2 separate regions of the Homo sapiens genome follow, and region 1 is linked to region 2. Evidence: read pairs that join two places in POLR2A ChIA-PET (ENCODE). Cell type or tissue: Caco-2. All regions are shown on one strand. Each heading gives the region's core, and the rest is flanking DNA. Links, peaks and the distances in the headings are about the cores only.

Region 1 (16,101 bases), core at 7,841-11,840, 480 kb before region 2:
AAAGGAAAGGGTATGGCCAGTGCTAGTGGATTCCCTTTCACAGTTAGATGCAGATGTTAGGATGGTAACTGGAAAAGTCCTTCAGTTTCCCTCATGTCCATATTTGATGCCAAGGAGAAGCCTGTTAATAATATGATTATCAGTATAAGTCTGTTTATTACTTCATAATATCCATGGATTGTATGAAGCATTTAGGTGTATTGGAGTATGGAATTTGATAGGTCTGGAGTTTACAGGCAGACCACTCAAGGATCTTCTACAGCTGTTGCAGGTGAATACCAAAATTGAGGCTCAGCCCTGGAAGCCAAGTTGGTTTTTGGCTTCATGCAGGAAAGAATTCAAGAATGAGCCACAGAGTAAAGTGAAAGCAAGTTTATTAAAAATGAGGGAATAAAAGGGTGGCTACCCCATAGGCAGAGTGGAGTGGGGAGGGTGGGAAGCAGGCGGGCCTGCTAACTGGCTATTTTATGGCCATTTCTTGAGTATATGTTAAACAAGGGGTGGATTATTCGTGAGTTTTCTGGAAAAGAGGCAGGGATTCTGTGGAACCAGGAGTCCCCAGTCCAGACCATACGGGGTAACTTCTAGATATTGCCATGGCATTTGTAAACTGTCGTGGTGCTGGTGGGGGTGGTTTTTAGCGTGCGCATGCATTATGATTTGTGTATGATAGTGGTGAAGGTTGCTTTTGTTGCCATCTTGGTTCTGGCTGGTTTCTTTACTGTATCCTCGCTTATCGGTGGGGTCTTCTGACCTGTTGTTTACTGTCTCTCTTGTCTTGGAAACTAGTCCTGCTGAATTCCTATCTCACAGCTGCTTCCACTGTCCCAGGAATCTCTCCAAATTCCAGTCCCATCATTGTATTAATAGAAACTGATGTGTAATAGCTTATATAGTGCTGATCCACATATATCTTAGATTGGCTTCACTTAACTGCCATATTTAAACTCCATTTCTATCAGTTAAGTTTAACTGATTTTGAGTCTGCAGAGATTTGCTAAAGAAGTAAACCAAATTATGATGATGGCCATTTATTCTCACCTTCAGAGAATTGAAAAATCAGGGCACTTGGATATAATCTTAACTCCCAAGGGCTTATCAAATACTAAAATTGAAGGCTATAAAAGAAGTTTTATGTTTATAAATTTGCACTTTTATGTCAAAACTGAAAGGTTGGTGAAAATTTCCTCTTTGTTGGGATCCACCATCAATTGCCAGGCTCACACTAAGTATTCTCCCAAATCTAGCCACCAAGCAATTACCAAAGCAAGCAACACATGACCACAGTATGTCTGTGTCCAGTTCCAGATGCTGGAGCAGACCTCTGGTATAACAGTTGCCACAATTGGTTTGGCAAGTGCTTCAGCAAAGATTTGTTGCCAAGGTGCAAATTCCAACCAGTTTACATCACAATAGCAAAGAATCTGGAGAAATATGTATTATTAAACTACACTTATCCTTATGAGTTTGGCTTCTAAAGCTATATCGTTTATGAGAAGCGAAGTAAGAAGTATGGCAAAACCAGTCTAACCATTGTTCTGTTTTTTTCTCAGCATGTATAAATCTTTTCTCAGCCTTTGCCTCTTAGTAGGGCCATGTTCGCTGAAGTTTTCCAGGCACCCAAAACTGTGCCTGAGATGTGTGTGTGTGTGTGTGTGTGTGTGTGTGTGTGTATACACACACACACACATACACATATATAGATATGGCTTAGTAAATATTTGTGTACTGAATAAATTTTGTTAACAGAATTGAGTCCAGGTTTGTGATCTCAGCCAAAATCCCAAATTTATTAATGTTCCTTTAGAGCCTCTCTATTCCTACAGTGAGATTCACAGTGAATAAGATGGGATTCTTGATAAATTAAAGTTTTAGTTTGAAACAGATGTGTATACTAGGCCTCCTTTTAGCATGTTGTATATCAAAATAGCTTTTAAATGAGGAGGCTGTTGTCTTCCAGTCATAGCTTTTAAAAAGCAAGCACCCCACCAAGCTGCTGATGGAAGTGTAATCCCAAGAAACAACTGTAAGCAACTTGTGATGGGTGTTTTGTGCTTTTATATCCTTTAACACAATAACTCCGTTTCTATAAGTTTATCTTTAGGAAATCGCTGGGTGCAGTGGCTCACGCCTGTAATCCCAACACTTCAGGAGGCTGAGGCGGGTGGATGGCTTGAGGTCAGGAGTTTGAGACCAGCCTGGCCAACATGGTAAAACCCTGTCTCTACTAAAAATACAAAAATTAGCTGGGCATGGTGGTGGACGCCTGTAATCCCAGCTACTGGGGAGGCTGAGGCAGGAGAATCACTTGAACCCAAGAGGCAGAGGTTGCAGTGAGCCAAGATCATGCCACTGCACTCCAGCCTGAGCAACACAGTGAGACCCCATTTCAAAAAAAAAAAAAATTTTAGGAAATGATCAGAACTGCCAATAAAAATGTATGTATTTAATGTGCTAGAAAAAGAAATTTGTTGATTGTGGCATATTTTAATCAAATAATATAGCTGTTAAAATATTTGCAGACATTTTAAGTGATTCAGGGAAATGACACTGTACAATGATGTTAAGTGAAAACACCTGGATTCCTGTACTAACGCTGTTTTCCATGTGACATGTGCTATACTAAGCACTTGCTAATATTAATTTAGTTTTCACAACAGCCCTTTGAGGTAAGTGCTGTCATCTCCATTTATGGATGTACAAAGTGAGATACTTTGTATCAATTAATCAATTGCTCAGTTACATAGCTATTGTTAAACTGGGATTTTAAATCCCGGTATTCTGGCTCCAGAGCCCAGGCTACTAAACGTTACATATACTATCTCTCCATTATAAAACTAAGTATAATATTGTGTTTGCTTTTGTTTTTTTTTTGAAACGGAGTCTCACTGTCACCCAGCCTGGAGTGCAGTGGCACAATCTTGGCTCACTGCAGCCTCTGCCACCTGGGTTCAAACGATTCTCCTGCTTCAGCCTCCCAAGTAGTTGGGATTACAGGTGCCTGCCACCATGCCTGGCTAATTTTTGAAGTTTTAGTAGAGATGGGGTTTCACTATCTTGGCCAGGCTGGTCTTGAACTCCTGACCTCGTGATCCACCCACCTCGGCCTCCCAAAATGCTGGGATTACAGATGTGAGCCATTGCGCCCAGCCTATGTTTGCTTTTTAAAAGGATATACGTATGTCTTAGAATTATACCATATATATTCATAGGTTAATGGTTTTGTAATTGAAATAGTAAATTGCCGAGACCAGCTCGGTCTGGGAGACCCTAACCCAGCAGCGCTAGAGGAATTAAAGACAGACACACAGAAATATAGAGGTGTGGGGTGAGAAATCAGGGGTCTCACAGCCTTCAGAGCCGAGAGCCCCGAACAGAGATTTACCCACTTATTTGTTAACAGCAAGCCAGGGATGAGCATTGTTTCTATAGATTATAGATTATAGATTACCTAAAAGTATTCCTTATGGGAAACAAAGGGATGGGCCAAAATAAAGGGATGGGTTGGGCTAGTTATCTGCAGCAGGAGCATGTCCTTAAGGCACAGATCACTCACGCTATTGTTTGTGGTTTAAGAAAGCCTTTAAGCGGTTTTCCGCCCTGGGTGGGCCAGGTGTTCCTTGCCCTCATTCCAGTAAACCCACAGCCTTCCAGCGTGGGTGTCATGGCCATCATGAACATGTCACAGTGCTTCAGAGATTTTGTTTATGGCTAGTTTTGGGGCCAGTTTATGGCCAGATTTTGGGGTGCCTGTTCCCAACAGTAAATCATTTGATAGGGATAGAACTAATTGTAATTTAAACCTCTCTGCCTATATCCTCTCACATGGTCTTGGCATTTTAATTGCTCATTTGAGTACCTACTATGAGCAAGATGTTTTAGAAATATTCTGTAGTCCATCAACTTTGCAGTGTAGCTATGGTACTAACATTGCTGTTACAGATCACAGGCTCTTTGGCTCCCTATGTAATAAAAATTAACACAGAGCTATACAGTTTTCCCAGATGAGGCTTTTATTTCAGGGTTTATCCACAAATGCAAGGGAGACAGTACAGTAGTAAGAACTCTGCGGCTGACCCCCAAAAAAGCTGATGGGGACTTTTTGATTAGGCAAAGCATGGGAATTGACATCAGGGATAAGGTATGCAGGCTGCGCTGGGTAAAGCACATGAAGGGTACAGTATGTGGTCAGCATCTGTGGTTGCAGTGGTTATCATACTTTAAGTTCTGGGTTAAATGTGCAGAACGTACAGTTTTGTTACATAGGTATACATGTGCCATGGTAGTTTGCTGCACCCATCTACCCGTCACCTACACTAGGTATTTCTCCTAATGTTATCCCTCCCCTAGACCCCAACACCCCACAGGCCCTGGTGTGTGATGATCGCCTCCCTGTGTCCATGTGTTCTCATTGTTCACCTCCCACTTATGAGCGAGAACATGCAGTGTTTGGTTTTCTGATCTTGTGATAGTTTGCTGAAAATGATGGTTTCCAGCTTCATCCATGTCCCTACAAAGGACATGAACTCATCCTTTTTTATGACTGCATAGTATTCCGTGGTGTATATGTGCCACATTTTCTTAATCCAGTCTATCATTGATGGACATTTGGGTTGGTTCCAAGTCTTAGCTATTGTGAATAGTGCCACAATAAACATACATGTGCATGTGTCTTTATCATAGAATGATTTATAATCCTCTGGGAATATGCCCAGTAATGGGATTGCTGGGTCAAATGGTATTTCTAGTTCTAGATCCTTAAGGAATCGCCACGCTGTCTTCCACAATGGTTGAACTCCCACCAACATTGTAAAAGCATTCCTGGCTGGGCGCGGTGGCTCACACCTGTAATCCCTGTAATCCCAGCACTTTGGGAGGCCAAGACAGGCGGATCACGAGGTCAGGAGATCGAGACCATCCTGTCTAACACGGTGAAACCCCGTCTCTATTAAAATTAGCCAGGCATGGTGGCTACTCAGGAGGCTGAGGCAGGAGAATGGCATGAACCCAGGAGGTGGAGCTTGCAGTGAGCCAAGATTGTGCCACTGCACTCCAGCCTGGGAGACAGAGCGAGACTCCATCTCAAAAAAAAAAAAAAAAAAAAAGCATTCCTATTTTTCCACAACCTCTCCAGCATCTGTTGTTTCCTGACTTTTTAATGATCGCAATTCTAACTGGTGTGAGATGGTATCTCATTGTGGTTTTGATTTGCATTACTCTAATGACCAGTGATGATGAGCATTTTTTTATATATCTGTTGGCTGCATAGATGTCGTCTTTTGAGAAGTGTCTGTTCATATCCTTTGCCCATTTTCTGATGGGGTTGTTTGCTTTTTTCTTGTAAATTTGTTTAAGTTCTTTGTAGATTCTGGATATTAGCCCTTTGTCAGACAGGTAGATTGCAAAAATCTCCCATTCTGTAGGTTGCCTGTTCACTCTGATGATAGTTTCTTTTGCTGTGCAGAAGCTCTTTAGTGTAATTAGATCCCACTTGTCATTATTGGCTTTTGTTGCCATTGCTTTTCTTGTTTTAGACATGAAGTCTTTGCCCATGCCTGTGTCCTGAATGAAGCCCAGGTTTTCTTCTAGGATTTTTATGGTCCTAGGTGTTATGTTTAAGTCTTTGATCCATCTTGAGTTGATTTTTGTATAAGGTGTAAGGAAAGGGTCCGGTTTCAGTTTGCTGCATATGGCTAGCCAGTTTTCCCGACACCATTTATTAAATAGGGAATCTTTTCCCCATTGCTTGTGTGTGTCAGGTTTGTCAAAGATCAGATGGTGGTAGATGTGTGGTGTTATTTCTGAGGCCTCCGTTTTGTTCCATTGGTCTATATATCTGTTTTAGTACCAGTATCATGCTGTTTTGGTTACTGTAGCCTTGTAGTATAGTTTGAAGTCAGGTAGCGTGATGCCTCTAGTTTTGTTCTTCTTGCACAGGATTGTCTTGGCTATGTGGGCTCTTTTTTGGTTCCATATGAAGTTTAAAGTAGTTTTTTCCAATTCTGTGAAGAAAGTCGGTGGTAGCTTGATGGGGATAGCATTGAATCTATAAATTACTTTGGGCAGTAAGGCCATTTTCACGATATTGATTCTTCCTATCCACGAGCATGGAATGTTTTTCCCTTTGTGTCCTCTCTTATTTCCTTGAGCAGTGGTTTGTAGTTCTTGAAGAGGTCTTTCACATCCCATGTTAAGTTGTATTCCTAGGTATTTTATTCTGTTAGTAGCAATTGTGAATGGGAGTTCACTCATGATTTGGCTCTCTGTTTGTCTGTTATTGGTGTATAGGAATGCTTGTGATTTTTGCACATTGATTTTGTATCCTGAAACTTTGCTGAAGTTGCTTATCAGCTTAAGATTTTGGGTTGAAATGGTGGGGTTTTCTAAATATACAATCATGTCATCTGCAAACAGAGATGATTTGACTTCCTCTCTTCCTATCTGAATACCCTTTATTGCTTTCTCTTGCCTGATTGCCCTGTCCAGAACTTCCAATACTATGTGGAATAGGAGTGGTGAGAGAGGGCATCCTTGTCTTGTGCCGGTTTTCAAAGGGAATGCTTCCAGTTTTTGCCCATACAGTATGATATTGGCTGTGGGTTTGTCATAAATAGCTCTTATTATGAGATAATAAGAGATACATTCCATCGATACGTAGTTTATGGAGAGTTTTTAGCATGAAAGGCTGTTGAATTTTGTCGAAGGCCTTTTCTGCTGTTGAATTTTGTCGAAGGCCTTTTCCGCATCTTTTGAGATAATCGTGGTTTTTGTCATTGGTTCTGTTTATGTGATGGATTACATTTATTGATTTGCGTATGTTGAACCAGCCTTGCATCCCAGGGATGAAGCTGACTTGATCGTGGTGGATAAGCTTTTTGATGTGCTGCTGGATTCGGTTTGCCCGTATTTTATTGAAGATTTTTGCATAGATGTTCATCAGGGATATTGGCCTAAAATTCTCTTTTTTTGTTGTGTTTCTGCCAGGGTTTGGTATCAGGACAATGCCGGCCTCAAAATGAGTTAGGGAGGATTCCCTCTTTTTCTGTTGATCGGAATAGTTTCGGAAGGAATGGTACCAGCTCCACTTTGTACCTCTGGTAGAATTTGGCTGTGAATCCATCTGGTCCTGGACTTTTTTTGGTTGGTAGGCTATTAATTATTGCCTCAATTTCAGAATCTGCTGTTGGTCTATTCAGAGATTCACCTTCTTCCTGGTTGAGACTTGGGAGGGTGTATGGTCCAGGAATTTGTCCATTTCTTCTACATTTTCTAGTTTATTTGCATAGAGGTGTTTATAGTATTCTGATGGTAGTTTATATTTCTGTGGGATCGGGTTGATATCCCCTTTATCATTTTTTATTGTGTCTGTTTGATTTTTCTCTCTTTCTTCTTTATTAGTCTTGCTAGCGGTCTATCTATTTTGTTGATCTTTAAAATAAACCAGCTCCGGGATTCATTGATTTTTTTTTTTTTTGAAGGGTTTTTTTGTCTCTATCTCCTTCAGTTCTGCTCTGATCTTAGTTATTTCTTGTCTTCTGCTAGGTTTTGAATTTGTTTGCTCTTGCTTCTCTAGTTCTTTTAATTTGATATTAGGGTGTCGATTTTAGATCTCTCCTGCTTTCTCTTGTGGGCATTTAGTGCTATGAATTTCCCTCTACACACTGCTTTAAATATGTACCAGAGATTCTGGTACGTTGTATCTTTGTTCTCACTGGTTTCAAAGAACATCTTTATTTCTGCGTTAATTTTGTTATTTACCCAGTAGTCATTCAGGAGCAGATTGTTCAGTTTCCATGTAGTTGTGTGGTTTTGAGTGAATTCTTAATCCTGAGTTCTAATTTGATTGCACTGTGGTCTGAGAGACAGTTTGTTGTGATTTCTGTTCTTTTACATTTGCTGAGGAATGTTTTACTTCCAATTATATGGTCAATTTTAGAATAAGTGTGATGGGATGCTGAGAAGAATGTATATTCTGTTGATTTGGGTCGGGGAGTTCTGTAGATGTCTGTTAGGTCCACTTGGTCCAGAGCTGAGTTCAAGTCCTGGATATCCTTGTTAATTTTCTGTCTCATTGATCTGTCTAATATTGATGGTGGGGTGTTAAAGTCTCCTGTTATTATTGTGTGGGAGTCTAACTCTCTTTGTAGGTCTCTAAGAACTTGCTTTACGAATCTGGGTCCCCCTGTATTGGGTGCATATACGTTTAGGTTAGTTAGCTCTTCTTGTTGAATTGATCCCTTTACCATTATGTAATGGCCTTCTTTGTCTCTTTTGATCTTTGTTGGTTTAAAGTCTGTTTTTAATCAGAGACCAGGATTGCAACCTCTGCTTTTTTTTTTTGCTTTGCTTTCGCTTGGTAGATCTTCCTCCATCCCTTTATTTTGGGCCTATGTGTGTCTTTGCACATTAGATGGGTCTCCTGAATACAGCACACCAACGGGTCTTGACTCTATCCCATTTGGCAGTCTGTGTCTTTCAATTGGGGCATTTAGCCCATTTACATTTAAGGTTAATATTGTTATGTGTGAATTTGATCCTGTCATTATGAGGCTAGCTGGTTATTTCGCCCATTAATTGAGGCAGTTTCTTCCTAGCATCGATGGTCTTTACAATTTGGCATGTTTTTGCAGTGGCTGGTACCGGTTGTTCCTTTCCATGTTTAGTGTTTCCTTCAGGAGCTCTTGTAAGACAGGCCTGATGGTGACAAAATCTCTCAGCATTTGCTTGTCTGTAGAGGATTTTATTTCTCCTTCACTTATGAAGCTTAGTTTGGCTGGATATGAAATTCTGGGTTGAAAATTCTTTTCTTTAAGAATATTGAATATTGGCCCCCACTCTCTTCTGGCTTGTAGGGTTTATGCGGAGCGATCCGCTGTTAGTCTGATGGGCTTCCCTTTGTGAGTAACCTGACCTTTCTCTCTGACTGCCCTTAACATTTTTTCCTTCATTTCAACCTTGGTGAATCTGACAATTATGTGTCTTGGGGTTGCTCTTCTTGAGGAGTATCTTTGTGGTGTTCTCTGTATTTCCCGAATTTCAATGTTGGCCTGCCTTGCTAGGTTGGGGAAATTCTCCTGGATAATATCCTGAAGAGTGTTTTCCAACTTGGCTCCATTCTCCTCGTCACTTTCAGATACACCAATCAAACGTAGATTTGGTCTTTTCACATAGTCGCATATTTCTTGGAGGCTTTGTTCATTTCTTTTCATTCTTTTTCCTCTCATCTTGTCTTCTTGTTGTATTTCATGAATTTGATCTTCAATCAATGATATCCTTTCTTCTGCTTGATCAAATCGGCTATTGAAGCTTGTATGTGCTTCACGAAGTTCTCGTACTGTGGTTTTCAGCACCATCAGGTCATTTAAGCTCTTCTCTACACTGGTTATTCTAGTTAACCATTCGTCTAAACTTTTTTCAAGGTTTTTAGCTTCCTTGCGATGGGTAGAACATCCTCCTTTAACTCACAGAAGTTTGTTATTACCGACCTTCTGAAGCCAACTTCTGTCATCTCGTCAAACTCATTCTCCATCCAGTTTTCTTCCCTTGCTGGTGAGGAGTTGTGTTCCTTTGGAAGAGAAGAGGTGTTCTGGTTTTTGGAATTTTCAGCCTTTCTGCTCTGGTTTCTCCCCATCTCTGTGGTTTTATCTATCTTTGGTCTTTGATGTTGGTGACCTATGGATGGGGTTTTGGTGTGGATGTCCTTTTTGGTGATGTTGATGCTACTCCTTTCTGTTTGTTAGTTTTCCTTCTAACAGACAGGACCCTCAGCTGCAGGTCTGTTGGAGTTTGCTGGAGGTCCACTCCAGACCCTGTTTGCCTGGGTATCACCAGTGGAGGCTGCAGAACAGTAAATATTGCTGCCTGATCCTTCCTCTGGAAGCTTCATCGTAGAGGGGCACCTGCCTGTATGAGGTGTCTGTCAGCCCCTACTGGGAGGTGTCTCCCAGTCAGGCTACATGGGGGTCAGGGACCCATTTGAAGAGGCAGTCTATCCATTATCGGAGCTCAAATGCCATGCTGGGAGAACCACTGCTCTCTTCAGAGCTGTCAGGCAGGGACGTTTAAGTCTGGAGAAGCTGTGTGCTGCCTTTTGTTCAGATATGTCCTGCCTTCAGAGGTGGAATCTAGAGAGGCAGTAGGCCTTGCTGAGCTGCAGTGGACTCTGCCCAATTTGAGCTTCCCTGCTGCTTTGTTTACACTGTGAGCATGGAACCGCCTACTCAAGCCTCAGCAATGGCGGTCACCCCTCCCCCCACCAAGCTCCGGTGTCCCAAGTCAATCTCAGACGCTGCGCTAGCAGCAAGCAAGGCTCCGTGGGCGTGGGACCCACCGAGCCAGGCACAGGAGGGGATCTCCTGGTCCGCTTGTTGCGAAGACAGTGGGAAAAGTGCAGCATTTGGGCTGGAGTGTATTGCTCCTCCAGGTATAGTCACTCATAGCTTCCCTTGGCTAGGAAAGGGAAATCCCCTGACCCCTTGCACTTCCTGGGTGAGGCGACACCCTGCCCTGCTTCGGCTCGCCCTCCATGGGCTGCACCCACTGTCCAACCAGTCCCAATGAGATGAACCAGGTACCTCAGTTGGAAATGCAGAAATCACCTGTCTTCTGTGTCGATCTTGCTGGGAGCTGTACACCAGAGCTGTTCCTATTTGGCCATCTTGGAAGTGACTCAGTTGTTCAGCTTTATTTTCCAAGGTGGGACACTCCACAACCTTGGTTTGATACTTAGATTTCCTAAGTAAAAGGCATGGTTACACATGAGAGCACAGAAGAATGGCTATTTTCTTTGTATAATTAAAGCCTTGGGGTTAGCGGGTACATCACCAGCAAGGTAGTGATTTGGGTTTTCTGATCAGTGGGACAAGAAAAGGAAAAAAAAAAGGAAAAACATGTGAAGGAGGAGCCGCATCGAATTCCTGTTCTCATTTCTAGTTAGAAGCCTGAGAAGTTGAGAGGTTGAGTAACTTTATACATTATACATATTTTGGTTGGCAGAGCTGGGGTCTGGGGCTAGGCTTTCTGGGTCCAGTACTCTCTTTAGACTTTTGTGTCTTTGTAACAGTAAAACCCCTATTATATGTTTTCTTGGGAAAATGGTAGCTGTGTTTCTGGTTAACTTAATGTCTCCTATGGTGTCTCTTCTCTTAAGACCCTACTCATGTACCAAATTGTTATTGAGCACCTATAATGTTCTGGGCTCTAATCTAGACACCCATATCTCAGATTGAACAAAACCCAGACTCAGAAAACACTTTGGAAAATGCTTTTAAAGGGGAAATAAACCTAAGACAGTCTACTCCCAGGATATATGGAATTTATGGAGTAATACTTAAAAATTTTTTAAGTAATATCTGTTGGCCAGTTATTATCAAGAAAGATAGTTTACCATTGACTAAGCCAAGATTGTTCTGATGGATTGTCAGTGCTGACAGCTTTGACCAGACTATTTTACAGCTCACTGCATCATCCTGGTTACCATTATACCATTATCATGCTATAATCCTTTTCAGAGTCATACTTTATAGGAGCTATACTAAGCTTCTTTAGGAGAAGGTTTCATGATATCTGCCCTTCACACTTCCAGGGCAAAGTTGTTTCTTTTCTGTACAATAGCCTTGATCCTGGGACTTCAAGTATGTATATATGCTCTTGGCTTTGGGTTTTGTTTTTTTTTCTGCTACTCTCAATATAGAAGTGGAATGGCTCTGTGTTCAGATAGGAATATTCCAGGCTCTTTGTGTTTCATGACAAAATGTCCCTTAAACTTTGAGTGTCTTTTTTTTTTTTTTAATAATTAAAGAGTCTTTTTAAATCATTACATGTTATCTTTACTTCAGGTACATGCTTGAAAATTCAATCTCAAATTGTCTTTCAAAAGTTTGAGGCATGCCAGACACGGTGGCACACGCCTGTAATCCCAACACTGGGAAGCCGAGGCTGGAGGATCGCCCAAGCCCAGGAGTTCAAGACCAGCCTGAGCAATGTGGTGAAACCCCATTTCTACAAAAAATACAAAAATTAGCCAGGCATGGTGGCGTGCGCCTGTAGACCCAGTTAGTCAGGAGGCTGAGGTGGGAGGATTACCTCATCCCTAGGAGGTTGAGGCTGCAGTGAATTGGGATTGTGCCACTGCACTCCAGCCTAGGCAACAGAGTGAGGCCCTGTCTCAAAAAAAAAAAAAAAAAAAGTTTGAAGCGATTGATATTAAAGCGTTATTTCAGTGTTCACTGGCCAGTCATTCCTCTAAGCTGTCTCATTTGTCAGTTAGCATATTTCCCCAAGTGTGCGGAATACCATTAGTGTTCAAGATGATTTGAAGAACATACATTTTGGGGGAGTAGAATAGAAAAATAGGCCAGGCTCAATGGCTCACAACTGTAATCCCAACACTTTTGGAGGCCGAGGCGGGTGGGTTGCTTGAGTCCAGGAGTTCGACATAACAGAACCCTATCTCTACAAAAAAATACAAAAAAAATCTGGGTGCAGTGACATGTGCCTGTAGTCCCAGCTACTGGGAAGGCTGAGGTGGGAGAATCATCTGAGCCCAGGAGGTCAAGGCTGCAGTGAGCCGTGATGACGCCTACTGCCCTCCAGCCTGGGTGACGGTGAGACTCTGTCTCAAAAAAAATAAAGAGAGCAAAAAAATTTTTTATATGACCAGTTTAATTTATTTGAGGAGAAGAGGAAACTGACATATCAAACTCTTGGTTTTATGCCAGATGAAACGTTAGTTGATTTAAAGGCAATTTAAAGAAAAATATTAAGTGATTTGCAACAGAGATGTTACAAGAGATGGCTAAAATAGCAAGGATGGTATACAAATGGCAAACATTTTGAAAGCATTGGTGTGATGATTCAGCACAGATATGAGTCCTGAGGCGCTTCTTGGTTTTAGTGGTTTAGCTCTGACTTCATTAAGATGATGTAAATTTATTCCATTTAGAAAATTCCCAAAGTCTTCATAACCACTTAACTCTTGCTGCCTTTAATACCTGTTAGTAGTAGCCAGTTACTGAGAATAAATTGGTGTCATCTGAATGTACTGAGCTCAAACTGTAACAAGTTAATCTATCACATGCAGACAGCAATGTTTCAATGTCCAGTTTGTCTTTTATTACTGTTACATTTGGATCCAAAGTTTATTTTAAAGGGCTAACACAAAACAACTGTTGGTCCTGTAAATCAAAAAGTATCTGAGACAAGTCTCAATCAATTTTGAAGTTTATTTTGCCAAGGTTAAGGACATGCCCATGACATATCCTCAGAAGGTCCAGACAACTTGTGCCCAAGGTGTTCGGGCTACAGCTTGGTTTTACACATTTTAGGGAGACAAAATATCAATCAATACATGTAAGATGTACATTGGTTCAGTCTGGAAAGGCAGGACAACTCAAAGCAAGGGGAATGGGGGGCGGGCTTCCCGGTCATAGGTAGATTCAAAGATTTTCTTATTGGCAGTTGATTGAAAGAGTTATTATCTAAAGACCTGGAATCAATAGAAAGGAATGTGTGGGTTAAGGTAAAGAGCTGTGGAGACCAAGGTTTTATCACGCAGATGAAGTCTCCAGGTAGCAGGCTTCAGAGTTGTTTTTGTTTTGTTTTGTGTTTTGTTTTGTGTTTTGTTTTGTTTTGTTCTTATTAGACGAAGTCTCCCTCTTGTCTCCCAGGCTGGAGTGCAATGGTGTGATCTCGGCCCACTACACCCCTCACCTCCTGGGTTCAAGCGATTCTCCTTCCTCAGCCTCCTGAGTAGGTAGTATTACAAGCGCCTGCCACCACGCCCGGCTAATTTTTGTATTTTTTTGTAGAGACGGGGTTTCATCATGTTGGCCAGGCTGGTCTCGAACTCCTGACCTCAGGTGATCCACCCACCTCAGCCTCCCAAAGTGCTGGGATTACAGATGTGAGCCACCGCACCTGGCCCAGAGCTCTTATCAGACCTAAAAAGGTGCCAGACTCCCCTGGATCAGGGAAAAGACCTGGAAAGGAATGGAGAGTCTCTACAGAGTCGATTATTCCCACAAGAGACAGCTTTGCAGGGCCGTCTCAAAATATGTCAAAGAAACATATTTTGGTGTAAAATACAATTTCTTTCAGGGCCTGCCATCTGCCATGTGATGCTTTACAAAAGTCAAGCTGGAATTTGGTGTTTTATTCCTACAAAAAGTCTGTTACCTGGGTCTTAAGATCTCTGTTTTTTTGTTTGTTTGTTTGAAATGGAGTCTCGCTCTGTTGCACAGGCTGGAGTTCAGTGGCGCGATCTTGGCTCACTGCAAGCTCCGCCTCCCAGGTTCATGCCATTCTCCTGCCTCAGCCTCCCGAGTAGCTGGGACTACAGGTGCCTGCCACCACATCTGGCTAATTTTTGTATTTTTAGTAGAGATGGGGTTTCACCGTGTTATCCAGGATGGTCTTGATTTCCTGACCTCGTGATCCGCCTGCCTCGGCCTCCCAAAGTGCTGGGATTACAGGCGTGAGCCACCGCACCCGGCCAAGATCTCTGTTTTAATGTTAATACTGGTCAGCTATGCCTGAATTCAAAGGGAGGTGGGTATGAGGCATGCCCAACCCCCATTCCCATCATGGCCTGAACTAGTTTTTCAGGTTAACTTTGGAATGCCCTTAGCCAAGGGGAGGGTCCATCAGTCAGTTGGCAGATGGGGGGTGGGGTGCTTAGAACTTTATTTTTGGTTTACAATCCCATTGTGTAAAGTGTATACTAAGAAACCTCTATGATTTTTATAGAATATATTGAAGTACTTGTGGGGCCTGGAGAGTGAAGTGGGCACCACGGTCATATGAGTCCTCCCTTGTTTGCAAGGAAAGCTTAATTGTAGAGCACTGAAGTCCAGGTTTTTGTCTGACTCTCCCCTCCCCAGCCATCATACCTGTCTACTGTTGAATTACTCTCCTTTTATTCTCCCCACCAGTCCCTCCCCTTCTACCTTTATTTGTATGTGCAAGGAAGATTTGAGGGAAACAACTAAATTTTTAAAGAGTCTGAGTAGAAAAACAATGGTTTTCAAGAAACTGAAACTTTGGTTTCTCTGTCCTATAGGCCTCATTTTCCTTTCTGCAATATCATCGGGAAGCACCCTGTTTAACCTGCTTCATCAACCCCACGTTCCTTCTAGAATTGCTCTTCAAGCTTTTTTCTATTTTATGTTTCCACCTGTGCTCTTTGTCAATAATTAATCAATTGTTTACCTCTGAAATTTCTCAGTGTACAGTGTCTTACTGTTCTAGAAAATCTTTTCATTTAAATTCTTATTCTGTATAATACTCAAATTAGAGAATTGCTGAAAATGTGAAGTTTAACATTTTTTTGTATCTGCTTAAATCAGTGACCATTATGCTCTGTTTGTAAAATACCCCATTCATCCTCCTGTCACCAGCTGTTGTTGCCATTCAGTTGCATGTCAGTGTCATCCCGGAGATCCTCATTCTCATTAAGCCTTATATGCCGATTTTTCCTTTTTTTCAGTCACCCAATAAACCACAGACTCCCAAGCTATCTCTGTCTCTTGCATTTTCATGATCTATGGCCCTGTTCACCATCTCCTACCCACCACCCTCCCCCACCTACCCACCGCAATCCTTTCCACTTTGCCCTCTGGGACATAGTGAGATGGCAGCAGCAGGATGCCCTGTAGCCTCAGCCTCTTCTCTGAACTTTCCTTTTTCCTTCCCCCACCCACCTTTTCCTTTTTTGCTGTGACAAAACCTGACTTTGTCCTGAGCTCACTGCTTCTCCCACCACCTTATCAGGTGGTGCCTTTTTTCCTCTACAAAGGCACCCTCTTGTACCATTGGGTCAGGAAACAGGATCAGTACCTTGCTTATTATTGCCACTTCCAGAAATTCTCCCTCCCTCTTCCATAGAAACCCCCAGTTATCAATCCCAGATCATCAGAGTGGACTACCCACCAACCCTCCTCTTTATAATCATCTACAGACACCCCAATCTGTCCTGAAGGTTTTCCCTTGAAAAAACTATCTTCAGTAGCTCTTCTCTCAAATCCTTAGTGATGTTAGTATCCGTGTGGGTAGTCCTTTAGATACCCTGTTCTCCCAGTTCCCTGGCCTCCTCTTCCACTGAGC
Region 2 (16,101 bases), core at 7,244-11,243:
CTAAATAAATAGTAGCTGTTGGCACAACAGAAAGCATAACAACAATTGTGAGTAGTACCTAGAAGGATATAATAATATTAATTCTCGGCCGGGTGTGATGGCTCACGCCTGTCATCTCAGCACTTTGGGAGGCCTAGGCGGATGGATCATGAGGTCAAGAGATCGAGATCATCCTGGCCAACATGGTGAAACTCTACTAAAAAATACAAAAAAATTAGCTGGGTGTGGTGGCGGGCGCCTGTAGTCCCAGCTACTCAGGAGGCTGAGGCAGGGGAATTGCTTGAACCCGGGAGGTGGAGGTTGCAGTGAGCTGAGATCGCGCCACTGCACTCCAGCCTGGTGACAGAGCGAGACTCCATCTCAAATAAATAAATAAATAAATAAATAATAATATTAATTCTCATTTCTTTGCTCTTCCATACAAAGAGGTCAAGTTTAAAGTATGAATGCCATGGCTTCCTATTTCAGTCATGAATTCCTATTTCTGATTCTAAAGTAATATTTTTTGTTGTTTTTGGGTGGTAAAAGGCTCCCCGAATGAGAAAGAATACTCGGAATCAGCGGTGAATTGCAGTGATCTTTCAGAGAAAGCGCCTGTTCAACTTTGTCCTCTCTCAGGTAGGCTTCAAGTTTTATAGATTCAAGCCCACGTGTGAGTCTTCTAATGTTTTATTTATTTATTTATTTATTTTTATGTATTTTTATTTTTTTTTATTTATTTGAGATGGAGTCTCACTCTGTTGCCCAGGCTGGAGTGCAATGGCACGATCTCGGTTCACTGCAACCCCTGCCTCCCAGGTTCAAGTGATTCTCCTGCCTCAGCCTCCCCGGTAGCTAGGATTACAGGTGCCTGCCACCATGCCCAGATAATTTTTGTATTTTTAGTATAGATGAGGTTTCACCAGGTTGGCTAGGCTGGTCTCAAACTCCTGACCTCAGGTGATCCACCCACCTCGGCCTCCCAAAGTGTTGGGATTACAGGTGTGAGCCACCGAGCCCAGCCTGTTTATTTATTTACTTATTTTATTATTATTATTTTTTGAGACAGAGTCTCACTCTGTTGCCCAGGCTAGAGTGCAGTGGCTGCAATTTCAGCTCACTGCAAGCTCTGCCTCCCGGGTTAACACCATTCTCCTGCCTCAGCCTCCGAAGTAGCTGGGACTATAGGCACCTGCCGCCACACCTGGCTAATTTTTTTGTATTTTTAGTGGAGACAGGGTTTTAACATGTTGGCCAGGATGGTCTCCATCTCCTGACTTCATGATCCACCTGCCTCGTCCTCCCAAAGTGCTGGGATTACAAGCGTGAGCCACCACGCCCGGCCTTATTTATTTTTTTGAGACAGAGTCTCGCTCTGTCACCCAGGCTGGAGTGCAATGGCGCGATCTCAGCTCACTGCAACCTCCACCTCCCAGGTTCAAACAATTCTGTCTCAGCTTCCCGAGTAGCTGGGATTACAGGTGCCCACCACCATGCCCGGCTAATTTTTGTATTTTTAGTAAAGACAGGGTTTCACCATGTTGGCCAGGCTGGTCTCAAAACTCCTGACCTCGTGATCCACCCACCTCAGCTTCCCAAAGTGCTGGGATTACAGGCGTGAGCCACCGCACCCAGCCGAGTCTTCTAATGTGAAGTAGAGATATCTGAGGGACCTGAAACTTGTACAACTTGTGGAGACTTTGGGAAAACAAAGAGGGAACCAGGTACAGGGCATCTAGGGCCTTGGACAGGGCCGTGCAAATAAAGGATTCTGAAGTTGAGGTGTCATTCGCTTCCCAGAAAACCCACCTCTGAATGAGTAACAAGATAGACAGAAAATGTATAAACGCACATCTTCATTTCTGTGTCAGACTTTCTGATGGATATGCATGCGTGCTGTCTCATTGTTGCAAAAATGAGTCTTTTAAGCCTATGAATAGGGAACTGAGCTGAGAGCTGTTCTTTATTCATCACCTTCCTTTGTGGCTGTAATCAGCTTCCGTAAAGAATCTATGCAAGCAGGCCGGTCGCAGTGGCTCACACCTGTAATCCCAGCACTTTGGGAGGCCACGGTGGGCAGATCACCTGAGGTTGGGAGTTTGAGACCAGCCTGACCAACATGAAGAAACCCTGTCTCTACTAAAAATACAAAATTAGCGGAGGATGGTGGTGCATGCCTGTAATGTCAGCTACTCGGGAGGTTGAGGCAGGAGAATTTCATGAACCTGGGAGGCGGAGGTTGTGGTGAGCCAAGATCGCGCCATTGCATTCCCGCCTGGGCAACAAGAGCGAACTCCGTCTCAGAGAAAAAAAAAAAGAATCTATGCAAGCAAAAAAGTCATGAGGTTTTCAGGTAAAATTTCAAGGACAATGCAGTCACTCAACTTTTCCCCTGTGTACGAGGCAGAAAGCATGGTGGCTGCACGCTGAAGCTGTGAAACTTCTCAAGGAAATAGCTGTGGTAAACAATACAGGAGCGAGCTGCCGCCCGCTTGAAATGACCTGCAGGGCTGTGGCTTGTGGGCTTTGAGAACGTTCTGTAGTCTTCCCTTGAAAGCGTGTGTGGTGATGACAGTCACATTCACACGCACTCATGCTACCGCAGATCTCTGCATTTCCACTCTGGTGACGTTTCCCCCGTACCAGGGAGGGCTGAACATTTATTTCCTTTGATCTGATGACTGACTGCTCAGAGACAATAGATGATTGGATGAAAGAAATAGGGGCCCCTAAGAATAAACAATGTGTCCCTTTCCCATCCTCCTCATCTCTTTTCTTCATTGGTTTTACTTTTCTTGTACTTTTCCCCTTTCACCAGATTTAGAAGCCAAAGTCAAGATTTGCTGTTAGGCTGAGGAAAGCAAGCAGGCATTGTTTCAAACTCCTAGTGCATGGCTGACTATTTCAGTCCCCTGGCGGAGCTGTCCCACACGTCTCTCCCTGGGAAGCCCTCCCTGGTCCCACCAGCCCTCTCTGCTCCTGTGTGGAGTGACTCTTGCCTTCTGATCCTTGGGTTTTGTACTCATCCCACCATGTTATGAGTTATTTGTCTGTGTGTCCATGTTCTGGCTGGGATGGGTCCTTCTTAAATGCAGAGATTGAGTCTCACTTCTTTTTAGATCCTCGATATCTGGCACGTGCTTGATACATAGAGGCCAATAAAATCAGTGTTGAACTGACACACTCAATGCCGTAACCAAACTGTGTTTGTCTGGATGCCGAAGTTCCACTGGGATACAGCATGACCAGATAAAGACCAATGGAAACACCTAGATTGAAGTTTTCCCCATGGCTGCCCGCGTCCCTCCCAATCCCAGAACAGTGGCTTAACTTCCTACTCTTGGGCCTTCCTGAAGGGGAGATGGAAGGGTAGAAGAAACCCTTTTGAGTCGGGCTTGCTTTGTTCTGGCTGTTGCTCTAGGGCTGTGCCTGGATGACTCAGTGAGTTCCCCAAACAGCCCTGTGAAGCAGGGATGGCTCCATGTCACGGAGGAGGAAGGCCAGTCTCCCAGAGATGAAGCAGCTGGCCTGAGAGCACGTGGCTGAGTCCTGGCTGGGTATGAGCCCAGACTGTCTGGCTCCAAAAGTGACACAGAGACAGGATGGCTGAGTGTCGGGGGGGCTTCTCCACATGGCTGTAGGAGAATGTTTCCTTCCAGGTGGTGCTGTGGTGTGGGATTTATTCATTTTTAATTGCCAGATAAAATCAGGCTGATCGATGGAGTGCTGTAAAACAAAGACAGGCACCATTACAAAAATGTAGCAGGGGAGTTAGGAGACTGGATCTAAGCTCCGAGCAGGTGAGGACGGTGCCTGACTCAGTGCTTGGGACATCATAGAGCATTTAAGATCTTGTTGAGCAAATGATGGAGTGACCGAATAAATGTCATCCTGGGAAAATGGACCTAGGAGATTTCCGTATTCAAGCTATGAGATTGTGAATTCCTGCGTGAGATGATTAACATACAATTTCAAAGATTCCTGTTAAATTCCAAAATGACTCAGATTTTTCTATGCTTTTTGGATTTCTGAAGACTGAGGTTTTCTGCAGTGAGGACTCACTTGCCCCCTGCCCGTCCTTACTTCCTGCTGTACTTGAATATGGGCTTCCTGCCCTAGGAAGGAAGTTTGACATCGGAGTAAATCTCCGTGTCGCAATATTCTTCAGGTTTCTCAATTCAAGCCAAACATCAAGTGCCTCCTGGCTGGGTGATGGGGGAATCGCTGAAATCTGATATTGTCCCTAGAAGGCAAACACTCAAGACAGAATGAAATCAGGGTCACCATCGAAATATACAAATTAGAAAGCAGTTAAATTTGAAGGAGCAATGGATCTTTATTGTAAATGAGGAGAAAGTTTCTGAACTGGGTAGCCTTGATCTGGCCCTTGAAGGGCTAATAGTAAGAGTGAGGCTGCTCTTACTGTTAGTACCACGACTGTCAGCCGGCATTAGCTGAGTGTACTTATGAGCTGAGCACTGTGCTCTAGAGGTCTCCACATGCATCAGCACGTTTCGTCATCATAGCACCGCCGTGAAGTGGGTGCTGCACCTGTCTACTTCGTAGATGAGGACATGAAGCCCCAGAGGGCTTAAGTAACTTGCCCATCATCAGCTCAACAGCAAGTCGGTGGCAGAGGCAGCTACTCACCCACACAGCCAGCCCCCAGCCCTGGTCTCATGACTGTCCCCATCTCTTGCCTCATTGGGCAGAAGGAAGAGTGGGGCCGATGCGTGGAAATGCAGAGCGCATGTGGTCAGGGAATGGTCTTGAATGAGGTCAGTATGGGAGTGGCGAGCATTCTGTGGGAACTGAGGATGGAGGAGTCAGGAGAACTGGATCGGGAGGTCACGACTGGGATGCCTGTGCTTTAGAATGTGTTTACGGGAAGGGAAAACCAGCGTGACTTCACTGGAGAGTGGAAGAGTGACACATTCCCACCTCAGTATTGTCACATCTGCCGTCTCTCACCCTAGAGATGCCTTCTCCTCCTTTCCAATCCTCACACAACTCCCCTCTTCTCCCAGGCCTGGCGGTGGCGTCTCAGCCAGGCAGGTGTCCTGTCCTTTCCTGTCACCTGTCAGTCTTCCTCTTCCTCGTGGTCCATTCAGCAACATCACTGCTGCTCTGGGTGGTTGCATGTGGTCGTTTGCCTGCAAGCAGGTGGGTGCAGCCAGTTCAGGACCCCTGTGACAACTATTCCTGTTACCTGCTTTGTGAGTGTTAAAAATGTCATCCTTGGCCGGGTGCGATGGCTCACGCCTGTAATCCCAGCACTTTGGGAGGCTGAGGCGGGCAGATCACGAGGTCAGGAGATCGAGACCATCCTGGCTGACACGGTGAAACCCCATCTCTACTAAAAGTACAAAAAATTAGCCGGGCATGGTGGCAGGCGCCTGTAGTCCCAGCTACTCAGGAGGCTGAGGCAGGAGAATGGCGTAAACCCGGGAGGTGGAGCTTGCAGTGAGTGGAGATTGTGCCACTGCACTCCAGCCTGGGCGACAGAGCGAGACTCTGTCTCAAAAAAAAAAAAATCATCCACCTTACTCCCTTACTCTATTGTTGTAGAAGGGCCTGAAGCACAAACCTGGTGTTGTGTGGTGATGGCGGGACAGTGTGGAGAAATATGCAGCGAATTTTAATAGATTTCACAGAATTCCTTGACTACCTCATGTTCTACTTCAAAATGGCACAAAACCAAAAGCATTCAAGAGAGAATTACATTTGTTTTATCCATTTTTAAGACTATGTAAAGTAACTCCATGTGGTTTTTCATATCTTGCTAGTGTAAGTGACCAGAATTTAAATCTGTAAAGGTTCACTTTTTCTTGCTAATGCTGTGAGGTGTTTGGAAGTTATCTCTGATCTTCCTGGTACTTACTATAGGCTCATTCAGTTTACTAATTAACTCCATCTGCCACCTTAAAAACCCTTAGTAGTGGCCGGGCACGGTGACTCATGCCTGTAATCCCAGTACTTTGGGAGGCCGAGGCGGACAGATCAACTGAGGTCAGGAGTTCAAGACCAGTCTGGCCAACATGGTGAAACCCTTTCTCTACTAAAAATACAAAAATTAGCCGTGTGTGATGGCGCGTGCCTGTAATCCCAGCTACTCAGGAGGCTGAGTCAAGAGAATCGCTGGAACCTGGGAGGTAGAGGTTGTAGTGAGGCGAGATTGCACCATTGCACTCCAGCCTGGGTGGCAGAGCGAGACTCTGGCTCAAAAAAAAAAAAAAAAAAAAAGAGAGAAAAAGAAAAAAGAAAAAAAGAGAAACTGTTAATGGCTAGGAAAAACTTTATGAAAAAACAAAACAAAAAACCTGAAAGATAATTTTAAAATGAGTAAATTGTCACCTAGGCATACTTTGTCTTGGAAAAATAGACTATGACTCTGTCTCAAAAGAAAAGAAGTAAAGGGATAGTGAATGATAATATGTACTTGTATATGTAAACTGCATGAGAAGACAAGGTGAAATAGTCAGATGTTTGCATACATCAAATCATATTAAGGACATTGTCTGCAGACGCGGGCCATCAATACATGGCATAGTGATTCCAGTACCATAAGCAATGTTGCCCTCCATGATGTCTTTCTGAAACAATAAAAAATTCTTGTTAAAGTTTGAAATGAAACAAAATAGTCTTCCTTCCATTTACACACTAGTTGCATTTCTTTTTTTTTTTTTAACTTATTACTATTATTTTTTGAGACGGAGTCTTGCTCTGTCGCCCAGGCTGGAGTGCAGTGGCACTATCTCAGCTCACTGCAAGCTCTGCCTCCCAGGTTCATGCCATTCTCCTGCCCCAGCCTCCCAAGTAGGTGGGACTACAGGCGCCTGCCACAACACCCGGCTAATTTTTTGTATTTTTAGTAGAGACGGGGTTTCACTGTGTTAGCCAGGATGGTCTCAATCTCCTGACCTCGTGATCCGCCTGCCTCAGCCTCCCAAAGTTCTGGGATTACAGGCGTGAGCCACCACGCCCGGCCCACTAGTTGCATTTCTAGAACATTTGGAGTGTACAAAACCCTGCAAAATATACTTTTAAATATGAGTTAAATTCTGTTGTTAATTAAAATTTTTTTTTGCCTAAATGACTTGTATGATTTATATGAAAATGCAAGACAGTTATTTGTCGCTGTGACAATCATATATACTCCACACATTCCTAAAGATGGGGGTATGGTACTGCACTCATTGAAAAGCTGGAGCGAGTCCCGCTGAAATGAAGCAACTGTGGTTCAATCGAATGCCCAACGCCATCAAGCCAGTGGGGACACCAGTGGAACACTGGAAACCAAAGAGAAATGACCTTCATAGCTTTCTGGTCAATCTTGATGCTACCATAGGATGATGCTCTATGCTATACCTCTTGGATCGTTGCAAAAAGTTACCCCTTCTTTGGAGTGGACCTTCCAAAGTTAAACAGAAGAGTACGTCGGCCAGGCGCGGTAGCTCACGCCTATAATCCCAGCACTTTGGGAGGTCGAGGTGGGAGGATCACCTGAAGTCAGGAGTTTGAGACCAGCCTGGCCAACATGGTGAAACCCTGTCTGTACTAAAAATACAAAAAAAAATTAGCCAGGCATGGAGGCACACGCCTGTAGTCGCTACTACTCGGGAGGCTGAGGCAGGAGAATCACTTGAACCTGGGAGGCGGACGTTGCAGTGAGCAGAGATCATGCCATTGCACTCCAGCTTGGGTGACAAGAGCGAAACTCCATCTCAAAAAAAGAGGGTATGTCTCAATCTTATCAATAGAAGGCTTTACTCATAGTAGTTGCTAAACCATAGGGTTGGTTGATTGTTGTTCTAAGTGCTAACCAAGTGCTTGAGTGACATGGTTTATAGAAGCTAGAATCAAGGTTTAGAGAAACTAGGATCAAAGTCTCTAAAAGTGAAGAGTAACAATGATGGGATGAATGCGGAATACACATACCTCGAGTTCTCTAAGCTCAGTCCCAGGCAACTGGGAACACCAGAAGGTTTCCTGCTTTGGTCTGTATTTGAAATACTTCCAGTGAATTACAATGTAGTGTTATATCCTTGGCTTTAATTTGAGGTCAATATAGTGATACAGAAAGTACAGTTTTGCACATCTTCTGCCAAGCCAGAAGGAGCTGTCTGTCTAGGGAGTTGATCGTCTTAGTCTTTTCTTTTTTTTCTTCTTGAGACGGAGTTTCACTCTTGTTGCCCAGGCTGGAGTGCGATGGTGCGATCTTGGCTCACTGCAACCTCTGCCTCCCGGGTTCAAGTGATTCCCCTGCCTCAGCCTCCCGAGTAGCTGAGATTACAGGCATGTCCCACCAATCCTGGCTAATTTTGTATTTTTAGTAGAGACAGGGTTTCACCATGTTGGTCAGGCTGGTCTCCAACTCCTGACCTCAGTTGATCCGCCCGCCTCGGCCTCCCAGAGTGCTGGGATTACAAGCGTGAGCCACTGCACCTGGGCAATTGTCTTAGTCGTTTGCATTTTGAGGATGTCTTTCTGTATTTCTTTCAGTGTATTAAAGCTATAGACAGCATCTTGACTTTTCATTTCGTTTTGTTTTGCTTTGCCTTGGCTACCAGGAAGGTCAGAAATACATTTAAGGTTGAAGTGGTCACTGTTTTACTTCCTGTTCTTAGTAGAATTATCAGTCCTTTTTCACTGGCTGCTGATGTCTCTCTGACTTTATTTTAGCTGTCTTCTATAAGCTTTTATTGTAAGCTGCATCATATTTTTGTTAGATGTAGAATAGGGTATAAATGACCAGTCAGTCAAGTCATGAACCTTAAGAACCTTGAACAGGCCGGGCGTGGTGGTCCATGCCTATAATCCCAACACTTTGGGACGCCGAGGGCCTGAGGTCAGGAGTTCGAGACCAGCCTGACCAACATGGTGAAACCCCGTCTCTACTAAAAATACAAAAATTAGCCGGGCGTGGTGGCGGGCACCTGTAATCCCAGCTACTCGGAAGGCTGAAGCAGGAGAATTGCTTGAACCCAGGAGGCGGAGGTTGCAGTGAGCCGAGATCGCACCACTGCACTCCAGCCTGGACAACAGAGCAATACTCCGTCTCAAAAACAACAACAACAACAAAAAACAAAAAACAAAAAAACCCGGAACAGCGCCTGGGGTGTTCAATAAATATTTACTGAATGACTGGATGAATGGATCCAGGAAATGAACTGAATTTCATTTTTCTGTAACGCGGAGTGAATGGGCACTAGGGGGAGCGTGAGCTCCCTCTTAGCCTTCGAAAGGGCGTTTCCCACACTTGCACCTGGGGCCCACAGGCGGGGGTTTGGGAAAGTAAGTGTAGTGCTTTGTAATGATCATTGAACCCTGTATTTCTGAAGTGCGTTAAGACCTAATAGCCACCTGTATGAGCGAGCGGTTGAGTATTTCAGATTCCCCCACCAGATTCACTGAGTGGTGTCATTACCAGCCAATACTGCAGCTATGTGGTCCTGCTTACCTGGAGTACTGGAGACCAGAGCCAGAGAACGGAGCACAAACAGCCACATGAAAAGAAAGCACAGTGCACAGAGCAAGTGTTTGCAGCCAGGTGCAAAAACTCTTCACTAAAAACACTCGAGAGCCAGGTGCAGTGGCTTACACCTGTAAACCTAGCACTTTGGGAGGCTGAGACAGGAGGACTGCTTGAGCCCAGACCAGCCTGCGCAACATGGTGAAACCCATCTCTACAAAATTAAAACATTAGCTAGGCATGGTAGCCCGCACCTGTAGTCCCAGCTACTCGGGAGGCGGAGGCTAAAGGATTGCTTGAGCCTGGGAGGCCAAGGCTGCAGTGAGCCATGATGGTGCCACTGCACTCCAGCCTGGGTGACAGAATGAGGTCCTGTCTCAAAATAAATAAATGAAAACTCAAGAATTAGACAAACCAGATGGCTCTGGACCCAGTAGTACGATTAGTAGAGTGGAAATAAGAAGACAGCATGAAGAACTGAGGGGCAAGTTGAGAAGAATGGGCTCGTGCAGTTGGTGACTTGATGGCTAATTTGCACCTTGCCACTTGGCACTTGGTCACACACAGTTTTCTATTACTTTCCTCTTTTCCAGAGACTCAGAGCCTTGGGGCACTGAGGGATGCCAGTTCTGCCTGTTCATCTGGAACCTGGATCTAAGGAGGGAAGAGGCGTTGCCCCTGCTGGCATAGTCAGGTACCAGCCCAGCCAGGTAAGAACCTAAAGTCCTTGTTGCTTTGTGATTTTCCCTTCATCTAGAGAGGAGGCCTTTGGAGAACAGGTCTTGTGGGTGCTTTGTCAGAGACTAGAAGCCGAGAACATCCCTTTTCAGAGCTCTGGGTTTTCTGTTCCTCATGCAACCTCTGCAGTTGGGATGAATAATATATTTTAATTTTATTTTACAATAGGGAAACTGACAAATATTGAATTCCTGAACTGAGCAATCTTGGCCTGTAGGCCCATGAACTTGGAGAAAAAATTAAATCTTTATTTTTATTAACCTTTAACTCAAATTTAGCATTTTCTTAAAATATGGATATAGGCAAGAAACCACAGTAGAATCAGCAGAACTTGTGACTTTGTCACCAACAGAAATCACAGATATTTTCATACCACATGATATGTTGTAGCTATCTCAAGACATTGTTTCTATTCATCACTACTTTGAAATTCTGGGAGTCCTTAGATCACTGCTAGATCTTAATATTTCATGCATCAAGGAACACATATATTACTATATTACAATTTTTAAATATTTCAGTATAATCAATTTCTTCCTATGTAACACAGCATACCTTATTTTATGCGTTTAAATACGTAGGCTTCACCAGACTACCAAAGATTAAGAAAAAGGTTAAGAACCTTTGCTTAAAGGAAATGCTACCTTAGAGCTCTGTTAGCCTCTCATTCACTAATTTGCCATGGATCATAAATTAATATAATGCAGATTTTTTTTGAAGCCTAGCAAAGGAAGTTTAGCTTTTAAAGCATTGAAAGGACGTCTTATCACTAAGGGATTCCCATAGATTTAATAACAAAAATGGTACTATAGGAAGTATATTGATTTGATCTTCTGCATTTTCTGGATAAAAGGATGTATGCAGAACCTTTCAGCTGTCATTAAACAAAAACAAGAGCTAATGCATAAGGCAGCTCATGAAACTTATTCAAGACTGTAAATAATTGATAGGCTGAGCTTGTGGTGGTGCTGCTTCATACATCCTTAATTGATTAAACATTTTTTGAGTGTTGAAGTTAATGGTAAAAATAATAGCCAACAGTTGGGAATGTCATTTTTCCAGTATTTCTTCAATTAGGGTAATGTACATTAAACACAGACTTTTACGTCCTCTGACCACTAAAGTTATGGAATCCATATTAGGAAAATTCAAGTTTGGAAGTTTGAGGCTTTTAGAAATATGAGAAGTGTTATTTAAGCAAATTTAAAATTTTACATTATCACCGCGAGCAGAAAATGCAAGGGTTTGTGTAGAATATTTTGTCTTTTTGGAAGTAATGCTGCAGAGATACTTAAGCCAAGAAAAATGTTGCCATTTTTTGTTTTCTTTTCTGCAGGTATTGAACGGGCTGAGCTTTTCATGATGGTTCCTGCTGACCTGGAAACATCTTAAATGGAAGGTTAGCTTCTATGAGTCACTGATACTCTTTTTATTGCTATTTCTAAATTTCCTTGGCTTGAAAATTACTTCTGCTTTGCAGAAATTATCTGCTTGCAGCTGTGGATAATTTATAACAATCTCTGGTGAAACCTCAGAAAAGAGATATGCTTTTGTCTTAGATGGATGTCAGCAGCTGCTGCAGAACCCGGTGAAAACACCCCCCGGGTAGCACGAGGCTCTGCGAGCCGTAACTCCGACAAACGCAGAACTTCTTGAGGCTTTCTTCTTCTAAGGAGTATGACACAGTTAAAAAGGAAAAAAGAACCACAAGCAAAACAGTTGCCAGTGAAATAGGAGAGGGAGCTCTTTAAACAAGGCTGGCTGCAGCTGGCCTCCGCCGCTCATCTGCAGGGCGTGAGCGCTTGGTCCATGCAGTGAAGCTCTTCCAACCTGGGTCAACGAAAACGGAGAAGAAATGGCCCAAGAAATAGATCTGAGTGCTCTCAAGGAGTTAGAACGCGAGGCCATTCTCCAGGTCCTGTACCGAGACCAGGCGGTTCAAAACACAGAGGAGGAGAGGACACGGTAGGCTGCCCTTCCCGGGGGGTCACTTTGGGTGTTTAGCTTTCTCTGCTTGGGGCCTGCCACTCCGTCGCCAATGCTGTTTGCTTACAAATCACTACCCACCTGCTGCTGGGCTTCGTGCCTGAGAAGGGTCCTAACGAAGGTCTGTTGGTGGAGATGATCCTCCTTATGTAACTAAACGTAGAGGACGCTCAGGAGGAGGAGGGAGGCCGCTCTTGTTATTCATTTAAAACGGTGCCTTTGGGCGGTAAGTTTGCTGTCTGCCATCTGCTTGTCTGTTTGCCGACTTCGTGGGAATCATTCAAGGGACATTTTCAGGCTTCCAGTTTACCCCTTCTTTAAGGAAAGACCTCCAGTTAAGGGTTTTCCTACCTCATTTTTGACGGTGCCGGGAGGTGTAAAGAAAAGCAAAGAAAGAGGCTCACAAGCAGCAACTCTGATGGAATCCAGCCCTGTCTTTTTTTCTTTGCTCGCTTTTGCTTCCCAGCTGGCTTTGAGGAAGGGGGAGCATAAAATATGAACCTGCTTAGCCTGTTTCCTGACCGCTTTGCCAACAGGGAACTCTTCCCTGTCTGTCTCTAAGCTGCACGGGCCGTTTGATATGGGTCAGCATTTAGAAAAGCGTGCTGAACTCTAGCAGAGCAGTGTTCCGCCTTAGCTGTCAAGATCCATCTTTAAACAGGTTGGCGCTTGTTTATCAATGTCTATGGAGGAAGTGAGGGTTTGGTTTCTAATGGCAGAACACATTAGAAAACAAAACTTTGGACAACCAAATGCTTGAGGAGTGAGGAGAATTTTCTGGTATAGTATTCTTCATCCTCCCTGTTATTTCAAAGCTTTCTAAGTGCACTTGTAAACTTTCTTCCATTAAAAACTATAATACAGTCTGGGCGTGGTGGCTCACGCCTGTCATCCCAGCACTTTGGGAGGTTGAGGCGGGCGGATCACCTGAGGTCAGGAGTTTGAGACCAGCCTGGCCAACATAGTGAAACCCTGTCTCTACTAAAAATACAAAAATTAGCCGGGCGGTGGCAGGTGCCTGTAATCCCAGCTACTCAGGAGGTTGAGACAGGAGAATCCCTTGAACCTGGGAGGTGGAGTTTGCAGTGAGCTGAGATCGCGCCACTGCACTCCAGCCTGGGCAATAGAGCAAGCCTCTGTCTCAAACCAACAACAAAAAAACGAAAACAAAAACTATAATACAGTGAGAAAAGTGAAATTTTATTTGATGATGAAAGATCTTTCAGTGATTTGAGACATCCTTTTGAATATTAACAAAGTGACATAGACATAGTGATAACAAAGTTGTATTTCAAAGGGTACTAATTCTAGGGTAGATCCTGAAAGTTGAATTTTAAAGTGCATTTCTGATGTCATCTTGTTTCTTGGGATTGGCTCATCTTTTCTACAAGTAGGTATCACAGACATTCATAAAAGAGCGTGCTAGTAAATGACACCTTTTTGGTCCAATACAGTATCTCTTTGCACTATGGCTATTTGTCTAGGGGAGTGGGCTGACCACTTATTAAAAAAAAAATGTAGCAAAAGCATAGCATCAGTTGATTTTATTGGGCAACTTATACCCATAGCAGGATGTATGCTGTGTGTTTCTAGATTATTCCATGCCTTGCAGATTAGAATGGATGCTCCTTTCAGTGTCTTTTCCTCTCCTTTCACTATTCTTGCTTACTATCATAACAGCCTTTGGGCAGGAAGGGATGGACCTAGCAGGGAGCTTCTCTGCCCCAGGCATGTTATTTATACTTTGCCATTTAGTCCTCACAGCAACCCTGGGAGGTAAGGTCATATCACCTGTTTCACGGTTGAAAAAACCCTTGAGACTCGACTCTGAGATGTTGAGTGAGAGCCCAGTTCACACAGCCATGTTGGAGTCCAGGGATGTCGAATGCCAAAGCCCCTTCCCTTGCCATGGGGGTTACTGCCTGGGCTCTTGCCCTATAGCCTGGGGTCAGGTGTTCCATCTAATACTATCTTCTTTAACTCTGAGGGCTGCAGGAAACTGAAAACACACCTGCAGCATCTCCGGTGGAAAGGAGCGAAGAACACGGACTGGGAGCACAAAGAGAAGTGCTGTGCGCGCTGCCAGCAGGTGCTGGGGTTCCTGCTGCACCGGGGCGCCGTGTGCCGGGGCTGCAGCCACCGCGTGTGTGCCCAGTGCCGAGTGTTCCTGAGGGGGACCCATGCCTGGAAGTGCACGGTGTGCTTCGAGGACAGGTAAGCATGGCCGGTGGTTGGATCCCTCCCACTGATTCAGGTCTCGGAGGAGGCCTCTTTACAAACCGCTCATAAAGAGAGCACTCACTCCTCACCTTCAGCCAGTAAATGTGTACCGAGTGCCTGATAGGGAGCTACCTTTCTAGCCTTGGAAGTTATCTTCATCCAAAAATAAATTTTATGTAGCAACATTTTTTTCATTTACAGAAGTTTGGGCCAAGTGTGGTGGCTCATGACCGTAATCCTAGCATTTTGGGAGGCCAAGGTGGGTGGATTGCTGGAGCCCAGGAGTTTGAGTCCAGCCTGGGCAACGTAGTGAGACCCCATCTCTACAAAAAAATACAAAAATTAGCCAAGTGTGGTGGTGCATGCCTGTAGTCCCAGCTACTCAGGAGGCTGAGATGAGAGGATCATTTGAACCTGGGAGCTGTGATTGTACCACTGCACTCCAGCCTGGGCAACAGAGTGAGAACCTGTTTAAACAACAAAAGTTTGTTAAGTCGAAGGATGGGCTAACCCAGGAGTTCAGATTCATTTGGGTCTCTTAACTAAGTGCTGTCATTTTCTTAGCACTTAATTTATCTCCTTCAGTACCAGTGGAGTAAATTATAATCTAGGGAATATTGGAGTAATCATCTGAGGCTTTAAATACTGCGTTTTTGAAGCTGACCTGTCTTTAATACTCAGCTAAAGAAATGGACATGCTTCCCTTTAGTGACAGACTGAATCTACGTTTATAGTTATCAATTGGTGTTTAGGGGGTTTTAATACCAGTTTTAACATGGAATTGGTGTTTTTGCGTTCCCCATTCTGAAAACGATAAAGAGCCAACTTGGCTTAGACTCCTGCTGTTCAAAGCAAGAATGAACTGGCCATGAGCTCCGTGAAAACACTAGAGGGGTGACTCCGTCTGCTGGGGGAGACGGTGCACAAGGACATCACAGAACTTCGGAGAAGGGAAGGAATACTAGGCTGGTGTGAATGGGAGTCATCAGAGACCCTGAGATTTGAAAACAACTTCTAAATATTGCCACAGATGTGTGAGTGCCCCAGGGACAAAGACTGTGGGAGGCACTTACACAGTGTGGGCATTGTGGCTGGGGTTTCTTCCCCCTAAATCCGGAGGGCTGTGTTTAACGCACGCCCTGGCATTCATTTACTTAAGTGTCCTGTCCCTTTGCAAGGCTTACTGTATTTCAGTCATCTAGCCAGAGAGGTGAAGTGGTTCAACCTGATTTCTTTGCTCTTGAACTGCATTCCGTCCATTTCGCTCACAGCGTGCCAAGTCGCACGGACGGTGGCCGAATTCGCCTTCTCATCTCATGTTTCTTTGGTTTGCTGAAGCCATTGTCCTTCAGGCTTTTCCTTGCTTGAGAGCAAAAAATAATTACTGTGAGCTGCCCTGGCGGCATAGAGAGCAATTCCAAATCATCTCTAGAAAGGTCTCAGTATCTTCTTCCCCATTTCAACCAACCATATATATTTGAAGTCTAATAATAAACATTGCTGGGCAGGGTGTTACATTTCTCAGCATTTTTTCTTCTTCTACCAATGAACTGTAAACGAAAAATCAAAACAAGAGGACAAGGTCTGAGGCAATCTCCCAGGAAGCTGACAGTGTTGAAATCTCTGCCCTAGTGAGTCTTGTGTCCCAGGCACTGTAACTTTACCCTCTAAGTACATGAAATACGACTTCTAAAACCCCAGCTTCC

Evidence for each region. Peaks named below come from ENCODE experiments on the same cell type or tissue, not always from the same donor. Only the 100,000 strongest peaks of a DNase experiment are listed, where the experiment ranks them.
Region 1: POLR2A ChIA-PET joins it to region 2 with 9 read pairs; 1 of 35 experiments calls an interaction of 5 or more read pairs at or near these places.

The regions. Positions count from the first base shown.
Region 1 is chr6:158,173,373-158,189,473 of GRCh38, forward strand. All of the region lies in intron 2 of GTF2H5 (general transcription factor IIH subunit 5), which reads left to right. Among named protein-coding and RNA genes, the nearest start is that of GTF2H5, 13 kb to the left of the region's middle. RefSeq lists enhancers at 9,832-10,336, 10,337-10,839. In Caco-2, for the core only: no CTCF peak of the experiment used is centred there; a DNase peak (open chromatin) is centred at 10,209.
Region 2 is chr6:158,651,225-158,667,325 of GRCh38, forward strand. It overlaps SYTL3 (synaptotagmin like 3), which reads left to right. Exons shown (of 18, transcript NM_001242394.2): 2 at 529-618; 3 at 10,045-10,161; 4 at 11,526-12,154; 5 at 14,171-14,389. The coding sequence starts at 12,045. Among named protein-coding and RNA genes, the nearest start is that of SYTL3, 9.2 kb to the left of the region's middle. RefSeq lists a silencer at 9,236-9,315. In Caco-2, for the core only: a CTCF peak has its summit at 9,172 (motif pointing right); a DNase peak (open chromatin) is centred at 9,218.